Linked DNA regions of Homo sapiens: all the other regions are linked to region 3. Evidence: read pairs that join two places in POLR2A ChIA-PET (ENCODE). Cell type or tissue: GM12878. All regions are shown on one strand. Each heading gives the region's core, and the rest is flanking DNA. Links, peaks and the distances in the headings are about the cores only.

Region 1 (4,000 bases), core at 1-4,000, 370 kb before region 3:
CTAAATGTACCACAATTCCTTGGGAGGCTTTGTGCTTTTAAAATTTGCACTTTTAGATTTACTGTTGGAAAGTATATGTTTACATTCAAAGGCTGAGATTTCCACATTTTACATAGAAAGCCTCTATATTTTGTTAATTTGAATGTCTGTAGACTGTCAATCCAGGAACATTGATTGGGTTAATTTTTTCCCCACCTGTAGATGCTGGGCTCTTGCACTGTTTGGTGGAAATGGTGAGACAGGATTTGAGCAAAATTCTACTTATTCAGTGTTCAGCATTTCTATTACATTGACTGATGAGGGTTATGAACATTTTTATGAGGTAAATAATTCAAATTCAGTTGTTTTTTCCTTTTACGTAGATATCACTTTATGCAAAAGACTAATTGGATGTTTTGTTTTCAGGTTGCTTACACTGTCTTTCAGTATTTAAAAATGCTGCAGAAGCTAGGCCCAGAAAAAAGGTAATAAACACTTCCTGGAATGAGGCCAGGAGCCAGTCCTGGTATATTTGAGGCTTCAGGCTGCCGGTAGACATGCTTTAGTCTTGCCTTGATGGTTTTTCAGGCATTTTCTGCTCTATTTCCTTTATTGACTCCATATCCTTATCCCTCTACATGTGATTGTATACTAAGGCTTTACACATATGTGGGCAGTCCCTTTATTTTCACGCTTCTCTTTTATTGTTGATGCTTCTATTGAGAATTTTTTAAACTTTTATTCTAGGTTCAGGGGTATATGTGCAGGTTTGTTATGTAGGTAAACTTGTGTCACGGTGGTTTGTTGTACAGATTATTTTGTCACCCAGGTACTAAGCCTACTACCCAATAGTTACCTTTTCTGATCCTCTCCCTCCTCCCGCCCTTCTCCCTCAAGTAGGCAGAAATTTTAATGTATCTTCTAATTATAGTTTTCTCCTTCACAGAATTTTTGAAGAGATTCGGAAAATTGAGGATAATGAATTTCATTACCAAGAACAGGTACTGGAAGTCAAATTCTTTTTGCATGTTATCTGTGACTGAGTTGAAGCTGGTGTAGACATTGTTCCTCTTTTTGAAAGTGTCGGTGGAGTTTTAATTCTGTCATTCTGTGTCATGTGAGTCTCCAGGTGGCCTTGAAGCTATCTGAAAATTAACTATTGGGTTTTTGAGTATTTATATTGAGTAAGATAAGGCAGTGAGAGGATTAAGCAGATGACACAGATGATGTTGTGTGGTAATCATTTATCTACATAGTCATCCATCTATCCCTTCAATAAACATTCATGGAGACTTGTTATGGTATTTAATATTTTGGGAATTCAAATATTGTGAAGACATTCTATAAGGTAATTTATATTTACCATGTATAATGTTAGAAACATTGTGCTTTGGAATTCAGGGGAAGGAGAGCATTTTCCTTGATTGAAATAGGCTCACAGGCTGGGCACTGTGGCTCATGCCTGTAATCCAAGCATTTTGGGAGGTCGAGCAGGCAGGTTGCTTGAGCCCAGGCATCTAGTAAAGGACTGGGCAGTGTGGTGTTTTGGGAAGCGTATGGGATATGTTATGAGGTCAGAGTTCTGATGTCCGCTCTGCCTGTCGTTTACTCACTGTGTGACCTTAGGCAAGCCATCTAGCCATCTAGTCAGGAAAAATCCGACTATGTTTCCTCATTGTAAAACATGGGACTGGAACCACTTGGTATCTGAAGGACCTGTCAGTTTTAAGAGTCTGTGTATCTGGGTGCTCGGTAAATACTTGAATTGACTACGTTCCTCTGGAAAAATATTTCCATTTCATGTATCAGTGAACAAGTGGTCATTCTTTCAGTTTTAAATTAAAATAATATTTTTATTAATATAACTTCTTATCGCAAGACTTTTATCTGACAGTCACATTTTAATTTTTTTAAAATTTTAATTAGAGACAGGGTCTTGCTGTGTTGCCCAGGCTTACCTCAAACTGGGCTCAAGTTATCCTCCCTCATTGGCCTCCCAAAGTGGTAGGATCACAGGCATGAGCCACCATGCCCAGTCAACACATTTTGATTTTTTTTTTTTTTTTTTTTTTTTGAGACAGAGTCTTGCTCTGTCATCTGGGCAGGAGTGCGGTGGCATGATCTTGGCTCACTGCAACCTCCGCCTCCCAGGTTCAAGCTATTCTCCTGCCTCAGCCTCCCAAATAGCTGGAACTACAGGCATGAGCCACTGTGCCCGGCCCAACACATTTTGATTTCTACATTGATTTGATTCATGCTTACAAATAGTGTTTAGACGATAGTGCTGTAGTGATAGGTTGCCTGTCTTTATTGCTCACATAATCATGTGGGGCACTTGACTGGTAAACAGGCATTCATAGTCCAGTGTGGTAATTGCTCTCATGAAGAGGCTGTGATATGACTAGAACCTAATGGGTTATAGGGCTCAGAGTGATGCATGAAGGGTATGAGTTTAAGCTCCCTAAGGGAGTAGCTATGGCTATATTTTCTTAGAATTTTTTTTTTTTGGAGATAGGGTCTTGCTTTGTTGCCCATGCTGGAGTATGGTGGCACGATCTCAGCTCACTGCAGCTTCAACCTCCTGGGCTCAAGCATCCCTCCCACCTCAGCTCCCCAAGGAGCTGACACTACAGGCGTGTACTGCCACACCTGGCTTATTTTTGCATTTTTTGTAAAGACAGGGTTTCGCCATGTTGCCCAGGCTGGTCTCAAGTAATCTAACCACCTCTGTCTCCCAAATGCTGGGATTACAGGCGTGAGCCACTATGTCCAGCCTACTGAGCATCAGATTCTTAAGCTGCAATTATATCTCGTTGTATCTGTTCAGAAGCTTTTGGTTTTATTGTTAATAAGAAAGGGAGAAAGTATTTGTATGTTGTGGTAAATCAAATATAATAATGGAGAAGTTCTGGTGTGAAATAATTTACCTCTTTACAGACAGATCCAGTTGAGTATGTGGAAAACATGTGTGAGAACATGCAGCTGTACCCATTGCAGGACATTCTCACTGGAGATCAGCTTCTTTTTGAATACAAGCCAGAAGTAAGGAGGTTTATACGTCTAAAACTTACTTTTAGGGGAAGAGGAGGGTGAGAAAGTACGAAGATGTATTTAAGAACCATGGGAACGAAGAAAACTTAGTTATATTTAGTCAGGATTTTTGTTTGTTTAAACAGAAGTATCAACAGTTTTGTGAATAATTTCTCATGGTTCTTTTACATAATTAAGTTTTAATATAAGGAGAAAATCAAACTCAGTACTTGTTAGGTCCTATTTTAATAATTTTCAAATGTTGAAACATCTACTGCAATAGATGAAGTGATTCCTAAGAATTATGTGGTTTCCCTGTGAAAAATACGTAGTTGTTTAGCTTACCTTTTAATTCAGTTGGAGAGTCAGGACAATTAAATTTTTAATCATTTTGAAAATATTTATTAAAAAAATGTAAGGTTCCCGAATTAGAAACATATGACTTAGGGATAATGTTACATGCCAATACATTGTCGGTCAGGGTCATTCCTTCACTAGTGGAGAATAAGTCATTTTGTTTCATACAGGCTAGCGCGCGTCAACCAGAGGTGACTTTTGCCTTCCAGGGGATATTTATCACTGTCCGGAGACATTTTGGTTGTCACAACTCAGGGTGGGGCGTGGGGTGCTCCTGGGATCCAGTGGGTGGAAGCCAGGGATGCTGCTCAATGTCCTATAATGCAGAAGGCAGGATCCTACCATAGTTATTTGACACAAGATGTTCATAGTGCTGAGATTAAGAAATTATAGGGCATTCCTTGAGATATTTTAGCATAGACGTTCCTAAACTATTAATTTTAAAGAGGACAGGGAAAGGTAAAGGAGGAAGGAACAACCACACATTCTTGCCATGTCACTAGGATGGTTGTGCCTGGTAGTGGCTGGTTGTGTTTTTTTCTGAACCACCATTTGTTGTTTTATACTTAAATAAATGGTGTTTAAGTAGTAGTTAGGGCTCCAAACCAAGCCACAAAATTCTGTTTAGTCCTTA
Region 2 (4,000 bases), core at 1-4,000, 180 kb after region 3:
CATGTTGGCCAGGTTGGTCTCGAACTCCTGGCCTCAAGTGATCCCCCGACCTCAGCCTCCCAAAGTGCTGGGATTACAGGCATAAGCCACTGTGCTCGGCCTGTGAAAATTCTTAATTACTACATAACATTCTCTTGCTAGTAGCCAGTAATAGAGCTATGAAAAAAAATTAAACATTCTCTTGCATTAAGCGAAGTGTTTCAATATATTAAATGTCTGACTTTCTAAAGTGCAGGAGAAAAGGCAAATTTTTCAAAAGCAATCTGAAAATAAAACTTTGAAATGTACAAATTAATTAAAACTTACTCCCGGATCTTTTTTTCTGATCCATCTCTTCCAGGGTCATAAACTCCTTTAGGCAGATGTTGTATAAGACCTATTCTTTGAGCTATCCTAATTTGTTCCTCTTCAGTCAGCTGAGTTGCTAGCCGAGTCTGGCTAGGTGTTGGGTGGTAGACTGGAACTGGAACTTGTTCCTAAAATATTAAAATATAGAGGAAAAAGATTATTTTTTAAAAACCTTTCGAGGGCTTATTTTTTGGTCAGAGATAGAAGGGAAAGGGAGCCCTGGGAGGGGTAGGAAGCTGGGCTAGTGTTTGGCTGTATGACTGTGTTTCACCCTGCCTTAACTTCAGCTACTAGAATAAAACATACACACACCAAAACATTCTCATTCTGCCTAAAGGATATAAACACAGACTTCACTGAACTGGCATGGAATGTTAAATGAACTATTTCCACATGATAAGAGACCAGCCTGGACAACATAGCAAGACCTCATCTCTAAAAATAATTTTTAAAACTTTTTAAATGGACTGGACTATGGCAAAAATAAATCTAAAAGTTATCTAAGACTAACTTTCCCATTTCATAGGACCAAGCTTGCCTACAGTCACTAATTGACAATACTGAAATTAGAATTCTGCTGCTCCTAATCCAACTGATTTTTTACACAACAAAACAATTCAAAGGAATCGTGTGTATAACCCCCACCTTTTTTTGAGATAGGGTCTCCCTCTGTTGCCCAGGCTTAAGTGCAGTGGCACAAACACAACTTACTGTAAACTCAACCCCCTGGGCTCAAGCAATCCTCCAACCTCAGCCTCCTGAGTAGTGGGGCCACAGGGTTGAGCCATGGTGCCTGGCCTATAATAATATTTAAAACTGAGCAACTCTGATGGAATGAAGCTGGGATGGAGTGTGGCCTAGAAGGGATGAGGCTCCCCATCCCCAAGCCCTCACCTTGGTTACCTTTGCAGAATCCTCAGAATCAACAGAGCAGTCTGAAAAACACTACTATCTCAGAAGATGAGATTTTCAGTCTGAAGAATTAAATTATAAGATTTCAGTCTCAGCTCGGCTACTTACTGTGATTGCTTGGACCAAGTCTCTTAATGTCTTTGAATAAAGCAGATAACAGTACCCACTTTAAAGAGTTGATATAATCATGAGATAACTAAGAGCTTTGTAAATGCCAATATTTGTAAATTATTCTAACATCTCCCCAACGTCATGATTCTCCCCATCATGATTCTCTGCTTTGCAGACTTTAAGCTAAGTGCTACTGTCCTTGGCTTTGGTCCTGGCTTTCTGGCTTCTCTTTGAATACTACAAACTCTTGGACTCTGTTGTGATCTCTGCCAGCTCTGAGTTCTTCAACCCTTGAATTACCATTTCCAGTCTAAATTACCTTCCTGAATCTTAGCCTCAGTCCTAGTTGACCAGTTTTGATGAGCTGTCATCCACACGCAAACTGGGAACAAATTGGTTTAAGACTAAGATAATATAAAGGGTCTCTTAAATCCTTGAACCTAACAAACAAAAATAACTAAATTGTTTTAGAGAAAATAAACTCCAACTATGGGTTTTTCAGAGGCTAGATTTCTTCAGTCTTGTGGTTCACATACGTGTAGAGAACACAGAAAGCAGAACAGAAAAGGAAAGTTCTACTTTACGGGGAAACATTAATAAACATTAAAGAAGAAAATAAAAACTATATTTTAATTCACGTTATGAGTGTATTTTCTCCTTTGGTATTTTTTTGTTAAAACAAAGGAACCCTCTCTATATCTTTTAGATATTTAAAATGATTGAACAATCTAATTTCAGTTTACATGGTTCAGAAAACCATAGAGGAAAGGAAATGACTAAGACCTCCTGATATTTTAAAGATGAATGTGGCCTCACCCTTCTTACCACACATGCCTAATTTTAAATTTTAATTCCCATGATACTTGTTTTAAAATGGCTTGATATCTGAGTTATCAATTGTTTCATAACTAGACAGCCACTGATTTTCTAGGCAGCAAAATGGAATCCTGATTCAATTGTTGGCTAACAGACACTGAGTGAGTAGAAGATTAGACAGGGGTATAAAAACAACAATTTTAAAAGATGTGATGGCTGGGCATGGTAGCTCATGCGTGTAATCCCAGAACTTTGAAAGGCCGAGGCAGGCGTATCACCTGAGGTCAGGAGTTCGAGACCAGCCTGGCCAACATGGTAAAACACCATCTCTACTAAAAATACTAAAATTAGCTGGGCGTGGTGGTGCACGCCTGTAATCCCAGCTACTCAGTAAGCTGAGGCAAGAGAACTGCTTTAACCCGGGAGGCAGAGGTTGCAGTGAGCCAAGATCTTGCCACTGTACTCTAGCCTGGGCAACAGAGAGAGACTCCATCTTAACAACAAAAAAAGATATGGATTTGGGGGTGGTTCCCACCATTCCCTATCTGCGAACACTATATGGTTTATGTTCAACACCTGCTTCCCCTCTGAGAATCAGGAATTTTGTCATATGCTAGGCAGTGGGTGCCTAATCAGTACCTGGGGCACTGAGTCTCCAAATGAGCTTCTCTGGCAGAAAACCTTTCATATATGTTGAAGGAATTAAGCATGTCCTGTGTGACTCCACTAGGAGATAACTCTTGGAAGCTTGTGCTTAGTTCCCTTTAGACCAAAGCACCTTTCCCCTTAGCTGATTTTGCTTTGATTCTTTGCTGTAACAAATCATAGATGTGAGTAAGATTATATACTAAGTCCTAAGAGCCCTCCTATTGAATCACCAAACCTGGGGACTGTTTTGAGGACCTCCAACGCCAGTGCTAGGTTGTGCTCCCACTTTATATTTGCAAAGCTACTGTGTTTCGTCCCCAGCTGAAAACAAATGAAAAATAAATAAATATTTTGATTAGCCTATTTCAGGGCCTAAATATGGACCTAATGACAAAAGGTATACAAACACATCTCACTGCAACCTCCAACTTCTAGGCTCAAGTAATCCTCCCACTGCAGCCTCCCCAGTAGCTGGGATTACAGGTACACAACACCATGCCCAGCAATTTTTTTGTTTTGGTAGAAACAGTGTCTCGCTGACCAGGCTGACCAAACTCCTGGCCTCAAGCGATCCTCTAGCCTTGGCCTCCCAAAGTGCTGAGATTACAGGTGAGAGCCACTGTGTCCGGGCTATGTGGGTAGTCTGATAAGGGCAGGGGCTATGTCTGTTTTGCTTACCAATGTTTACTACCTACTCAGCACGGTATCTGGCACACAGTTGGGACTCAACATAATTATATAACTGAATAACCTAAATCAAAGCACTTATGTTCTTGTAATATACATTATATACATATTAGAACTTTGTAGATATGCTATGAAAAATTGCTAATGCGCCTGGCACAGTGGCTCACGCCTGTAATCCTTGCAGTTTGGAAGGCCAAGACAGGCGGATAGCTTGAGCTCAGGAGTTTGAGACCAGCCTGGGCAACATGGTGAAACCCCGTCTCTATAAAAGATACAAAAATTAGCCAGAAGTGGTGATGTACACCTGTAGTCCCAGCTACCTCGGGGACTGAGGCAGCAGGATCGCTTGAGCCCAGGAGGTTGAGCTACAGTGAGACGAGATCACACCACTACACTCCAGACTGGGTGACAAAGTGAAAGAAAAAGAAAAAAGAAAAACTGCTAATGATTTGGATTAAATAACAATAAGAAAAAGAAA
Region 3 (6,106 bases), core at 881-4,880:
TTCCTCCCTGTAGTGGGTTGTATCCCCTGCAGAAAAAGCTAAATATGATGAAATCTTCCTGAAAACTGATAAAGATATGGACGGATTTGTGTCTGGATTGGAGGTCCGTGAAATATTCTTGAAAACAGGTTTACCTTCTACCTTACTAGCCCATATATGGTAAGACTTTATTTGAATTGATTTTTTAAAAATATGGTTTTGTATCAATTCCAGTTTCTGCATTTTGATTTTTAGTCATTTGTAAATAGGACAGTTTTTGTTTCAGAATTTTTTATAGAGAAAATCAGAATCTGAAGAATTCTTCTGGCTAATGGACAAAAGCTTGAGAATGGGTTACCTGAAGCTTTATAAGATTGACAGCATCCGCTGGGCATGGTGGCTCACGCCTGTAATCCCAGCACTTTGGGAGGCCGAGGTGGGTGGATCACCTGAGGTCGGGAGTTTGAGACCAGCTTGGCCAACATGGTGAAAAGCTGTCTCTACTAAAAACACAAAAAATTAGCCAGACATGGTGGTGTGCGCCTGTAGTTCCAGCTACTCGGGAGGGTGAGGCAGGAGAATTGCTTGAACCTGGGAGGTGGAGGTTGCAGTGAGCTGAGATCACGCCATTGCACTCCAGCCTGGGCAACAAGAATGAAACTCCATCTCAAAAAAAAAAAAAAAAAGAATGACAGTGTCAGTTAATTGTTATTAGAATGTTAAAATCCAGCTTCTGTTTATATCAATTAAACTTAAAATTTTCAGAGAGAATCCAGATATCTGAAATTTAAACAATGTAAAAAACAGTATCTTCAAGGCATACCTGCATAATTTTATAGTGTATATGTATACTTTCATACCTTCACATAGGAATAACATACTTGGTCCTTGAAAAGGCAAACCCTAGTGTCTTTAATGAATTTCACAGAAAATGAGATAATGTATATGAAAATGCTTTATAGTTTGTCTGCCGCCAATCCACCTAACGATACCAGAGGTTATCTTCAGGTTTTCAAGAGGCAGAAACGTCACAAGTGGGGCCACATGGTTGTAAAGAGAAACTTAGAAAAGAAGGGAGGCAGACAGTAAGTAGATCTGCCTTAAAAGAAACAAGAACCCAAGACTGGGAAAGATTAAATATGCATAACTAGTAGTAGCTGCCACTATTGAGTGCCTAGGGTAGGCACTATACTCAATAAATGGCAGTTGTCACGGGCTTAATGTTATGCCTAAGCTTTTTATATATCCTGTCTTTAATTCTCATAGTAATTTCGCAAGATGGGTGTTATCATCTCCACTTTATAGATGAGGAAACTAAGATTTGGAGAGGTTAAAAAACTTAGCCAAGGTTATAAGAAGAAATAAGTAGAAAAGCTGGAATTTAAGATCTATGTGACATGTAGTCTTTTTACTTATGTAGTCTTTTCATCAGGCCCTACTGGCCTTCAGTGCATTAAACAGATCAGGATTTCAGAAAGCTGAGCTTTTTTTTTTTTTAATTACAGAAAAAGAAAGTAGAGTAAAACCTTTGCAGTTTCTCTTCAAGTGATTGTGTAAAGCTTTCCAGATTGCTGCCTTTTCCTCACATGTGATTTCCATTTGCAGCTGTTTATTCTGCTTTGGCTTGGTGATCCTTGTATCCTCCTACTCCAAGAGTTGCAGGAGGCATAGCAATATCAAAATTGTGCTTGTTTTAGAATCCTTCTAATGCCACCAGTGAATCAAATTTGTTGAGACTTAGATTTTATCTTTAATATCTTTTAATGTTAAAAATGTTGGGTGTAAGGAATGTTAGGATTCTTTGGCCCACCACAACTTTTACTGTATAGTGGTTCTGAAAATTGGTAAGAAAACACAAAGTGTAAACCCAGATTAGAGGCTCCTGCTCAGCACCAGGGTGAACATTCTCTTTTTACCATCTTAGCTGATCTACCTCTTCGAACAGTTGAGTGAGTTTTTAATAACCTGCAAGTTGGTGTGACTGTCTTTTTAAATTCACCTCATTATTTTAAAAAAGCTGCATAGTGGTACTTTTTCTCTGGACTTTTTGCAGTTGTGGCACTTACATACCATTCATTTTGTTTATTTGTGCAGGTCATTATGCGACACAAAGGACTGTGGGAAGCTTTCAAAGGATCAGTTTGCCTTGGCTTTTCACTTAATCAGTCAGAAGTTAATCAAGGGCATTGATCCTCCTCACGTTCTTACTCCTGAAATGATTCCACCATCAGACAGGGCCAGTTTACAAAAGGTAAGAAAGCTTAAAAGGAAACCTGAATGTATTAATTTCAAAGGAACAATACTATGTCGAATTACAGATTCAATTTGGATGAAATAGAAGAGAAAATGTATCTGGCTAAGAGCAGAACAGTATACTGTTTGTGGTTTAGTTTGTGCCTATAAATATGCTGGAGTGCCTTGTATAACATCCTTGGCCAGTAGCTTGTTTACCCCATTCATTAAACATGACAACTATATTTCCAGTCTTAAAATTGGAAAATGTGGGCTTATTTTTCCTTTCCTGGATTTGTGAATTAAGTTTTATGAATAGATTATAAAAGGAAAGCTATAAAAATTAAATTATTGTGTTTCACTTGATGATTCACTCTTACATAAAATGATACAGATTTGAAAACAGAATCTTGCATATGATGGTTGCTTGGTGTCAATTTTACATCAAAAAAGCCTCCAAGGAAAACATTATGTTGAGGATGTATCTGTGCGGTTTTTGCTGTAGGTGACCTTTTGTTCCTGAGTATACCACTGAACTTCATATTTGAACAGCTAGAAGTGGGTTTTACCTAGTTTTGGTTTCTGGACAGCAGTGAGAATTTTCAAAACTTCATTGTTTTAGTCATGCCTTGATTTTTCTCTCCTCATGTAGAAACCCTTCCTAGTATGATGCATTTGCAATATCTTGGCCTTTAATAGACCTTTGAAAGGACTTGCATACCATAGTGGCTATTTGCCTTTAAAAATAAATACTTTGTATTTTTAAATCTCTTATGGCCTATAAAGTATAACCATGGCTGTGGAGATTTTTCAGGGTTGTTATACAGTAATAAGAGTTGTCAAATGTGTGGTATGAGGAGAGCTCTTTAAAATATCATAGAATATTTTGGGTTTTGCATTAATTTTGTCACATGGTTCTTAAAAATCCCATTTTAAAAAGATTAATAAAAACCAAATTGGGACCAAGCACAGTGGCTCACACCTGTAAACCCAGTATTTTGTGAGTCCGAGGTGGGAGGATCACTTGAGGCCAGGAGTTCCTGGGCAACATAGCAAGACCCTGTCTCTACAAAACAAAAACAAAAAAATTAGCCAGGTGCGTTGGCGTGTACCTGTAGTTCTAGCTACTCGGGAGGCTGAGGCAGGAGGATCACTTGAACCCAGGAGTTTGAGGTTGCAGTGAGCTAAGTAAGATCCAACTGCTACACTCCAGCCGGGGCAACAGAGCAAGACCCTGTCTCTTAAAAAAAGAAAGAAAGAAAGAAAGAAAGAAAATTGGATTTTTTTGGTAAGCTAAATGGAATTTATAGCTACCAGGTATGGAGAGTTACTTATAGAAGTTTTTGTCCTTATTTGTAATAAAATAAATATTTTATTATCTGCTTTGTGAGTTATGGGGGGGGCCTTTTTGTGAATTTTTTGATTCCTTATGATGTATGACATGAGTCCCTTAAGTTGTGGAAAAGGCTGAAAGTGATGCCACCCAGAAGGATAAAGGTTACTGAATATGCATTTTTGCTCTTTGCTATATAACTGTACCTCAGTTATGGAATACTGTGTTGTTTCATGCTTTCTTTCACCTATGCAGACTGCTTTTTTTTTTTCTGCCTTCTTCATTTTATAACCTATTCAATTGCCTACCAACACAAATTTTAGATATGACAGAAATTTCTGAAGCAAATTAAAAGTTTGAAGTCTATGTTAGTAGATGCTTGAAGTTGCATGAGGTATAGTTTTTAATTTAGTAGATTTGTCTGAAGTTCATTCACTAGATCATAGATACGTTTGTCTATTTATGTCAGATACCAGTATTATTCATTGAAATGGGAATTTATCACTGCTATCTTATCTATTAACCCAAAATTTTAACTTTAAAAATGAAAACTTGCATTGTTTTATCTTTCAAATAACCTCTTTTCTCTTTAATCTGGTTTTTTTAGTACTGCATTTTTTGCAGCTTTGACTAATCCTTTTTTGAATGTTGCTTTCCTTTCTGTGTTTTTTCTAGTTTGGACTATTTTTTCCATTCTGCAGCACTCTGCTTTTCGCCTTTCTTGTACTGTCAGTTTCTTAACTCTACTCTCTCTCAAGGTTAGAGCTTTACTTTATGCCTTTTTTAGCTTTGTGGTTTTTGGTTTACAAGATACATTTTGAAATGAGAGGTTTTTTATTCAGCAAAAAAAAGAAAATTCCTAAACAGCATGCTTTTGTCACATGTCACTTGGTCCTTGTGTGCATTTTAGTCTGCCTTCCCTAGGCTCTCTGATCCACTTAACATCACCAAAGTAGAATTTTTGTGTAATGCACAAGAATAGGGTAAGAGAAAACATTTTGAAAGAAGGGGACATGCTACATATTTTTTCTCATATACCCTTCAAATGCTACATAAAATATTAACTAAACTTTTTTCAGTATCTGGGGTGTCACTTTCTAACTTGTTTGAGGTTAAACTAATTTGTCTCACTTTGTCTTCTTATTTGATGATATTTTTACAGGCAAGACTATAAAATGTGAGTCACCTTTTTTTGAGTTAGAGTGACAGAGGAGATGTGGTAGTCACAAGTTCTTTGGTACATTTGCACCTCTGATAGCAAATTTCTGATAGCATTTAAGTGAAGTAATTTACTCTTGCTGATAAAAGTGAGACCAAGTGCTAATGTTTCATTTTGTTTAGCTGTCTGGCCAGGCCTAGCTCATAGGTCAAGTTTAGATAGAGTTAAAATACTAGTGAATAATTGTCACATTCAGAAATCCACTTTAAAATATCTAATTTAATTTAACACTGATAAGTTTTTGTGTATCAGTGGAACACAGAAAATAGGAGGTATATTTCATACAAAGCTGTAATTAATATAAAATTGAGATTAGTATTAAACCTTTGTAGATGAGTTTTGGTACTGATAGTCAAAACAGCTCAGTACTAAAACTGCAGTGTGGCATAAAGAAATACAGAAGGAATTACTTGCCAAATTTTATTGATGTACCTGTTTTATCAAATTTACTTTTAGAGTAATAATTTCATTTACCGAAATGATCTTGATATGCAAGTGCCACTGGGGGCATTGCGTGAAATAGCACTTAAATCGGAAGACTCTTGATTAAACTACGTATTGGCTGGGTTCAACTTTGAGCAAGTTATTTAATCTGTTTCTTCAGTTCTAAGATGGGGTTAATAACAATATCTGCCCTACCTACTACCCACTTTTCAGATTAGTTTTGAGAATTAACTAGTGGAATTTAAAGTGCTTAGTGAATTGTAAATGAGTATATAAATATGAGGAGATGGGATATTGTGTGCTTTTAGGTTTCTTCTGTTGTGCAAGTTGTTGACGTAAATTAACTATACAACAACATAAGTATTAACACAAAGTCTTATGTTCTGTTATATAAAGTCAGCAGTATATCTTAGTTTTTAAATGTTCAGGCCTCAGTTTTAACATTTCCAGATGGTAATTATCCTGTTATTTGTTAATCTGGTTGTAGCATTGGGTGTAGATGAAATGTTTGAGGAAGCATTTATCTTTTCGCTCTGACTTCAGCTAGCTATCTGGGGCATCAGTGATAGTTTACAGAGGACATTGAGCCAAGGTAGAAACAACTCAATGGGAGGCCACATCTTTTAAGAGCATATTCTGTTGAAGAGTTAATTATAACAATAGCTTACATTTATAAAATATCACAGTTTGTAGACTGATGTCACATCACATTATTTCATTTAACTTGTAAAGTGGGCAAGGCAGAGATTATTTCCCTATTTTACAGGTGATGATAATGCAGTTAGTAAAATAGCAGGACCCAGAATAAACCCAGCTAGATTTTCTGAATACAAGGACCATTCAGAGACCAATTTTGTAACCTTCATTGTTGAAAGAAAACTGTATGGACAGGATGTCAT

Evidence for each region. ChIA-PET counts read pairs that join two places held together with the same protein. Peaks named below come from ENCODE experiments on the same cell type or tissue, not always from the same donor. Only the 100,000 strongest peaks of a DNase experiment are listed, where the experiment ranks them.
Region 1: POLR2A ChIA-PET joins it to region 3 with 5 read pairs; 2 of 35 experiments call an interaction of 5 or more read pairs at or near these places.
Region 2: POLR2A ChIA-PET joins it to region 3 with 6 read pairs; 1 of 35 experiments calls an interaction of 5 or more read pairs at or near these places.

Annotation. Positions count from the first base shown.
Region 1 is chr1:51,811,015-51,815,014 of GRCh38, reverse strand. NRDC (nardilysin convertase) reads left to right here. Exons shown (of 31, transcript NM_001101662.2): 12 at 202-322; 13 at 406-464; 14 at 926-980; 15 at 2,917-3,021. Among named protein-coding and RNA genes, the nearest start is that of MIR761, 23 kb to the left of the region's middle. In GM12878, for the core only: no CTCF peak of the experiment used is centred there; no DNase peak of the experiment used is centred there.
Region 2 is chr1:51,266,432-51,270,431 of GRCh38, reverse strand. RNF11 (ring finger protein 11) reads right to left here. Exons shown (of 3, transcript NM_014372.5): 2 at 307-476. Among named protein-coding and RNA genes, the nearest start is that of RNF11, 32 kb to the right of the region's middle. In GM12878, for the core only: no CTCF peak of the experiment used is centred there; DNase peaks (open chromatin) are centred at 1,791 and 2,251; H3K4me3 peaks cover 1,121 bases; H3K27ac peaks cover 2,449 bases.
Region 3 is chr1:51,441,013-51,447,118 of GRCh38, reverse strand. EPS15 (epidermal growth factor receptor pathway substrate 15) reads left to right here. Exons shown (of 25, transcript NM_001981.3): 10 at 14-159; 11 at 2,074-2,230. Among named protein-coding and RNA genes, the nearest start is that of EPS15-AS1, 74 kb to the left of the region's middle. In GM12878, for the core only: no CTCF peak of the experiment used is centred there; a DNase peak (open chromatin) is centred at 2,787; H3K27ac peaks cover 1,974 bases.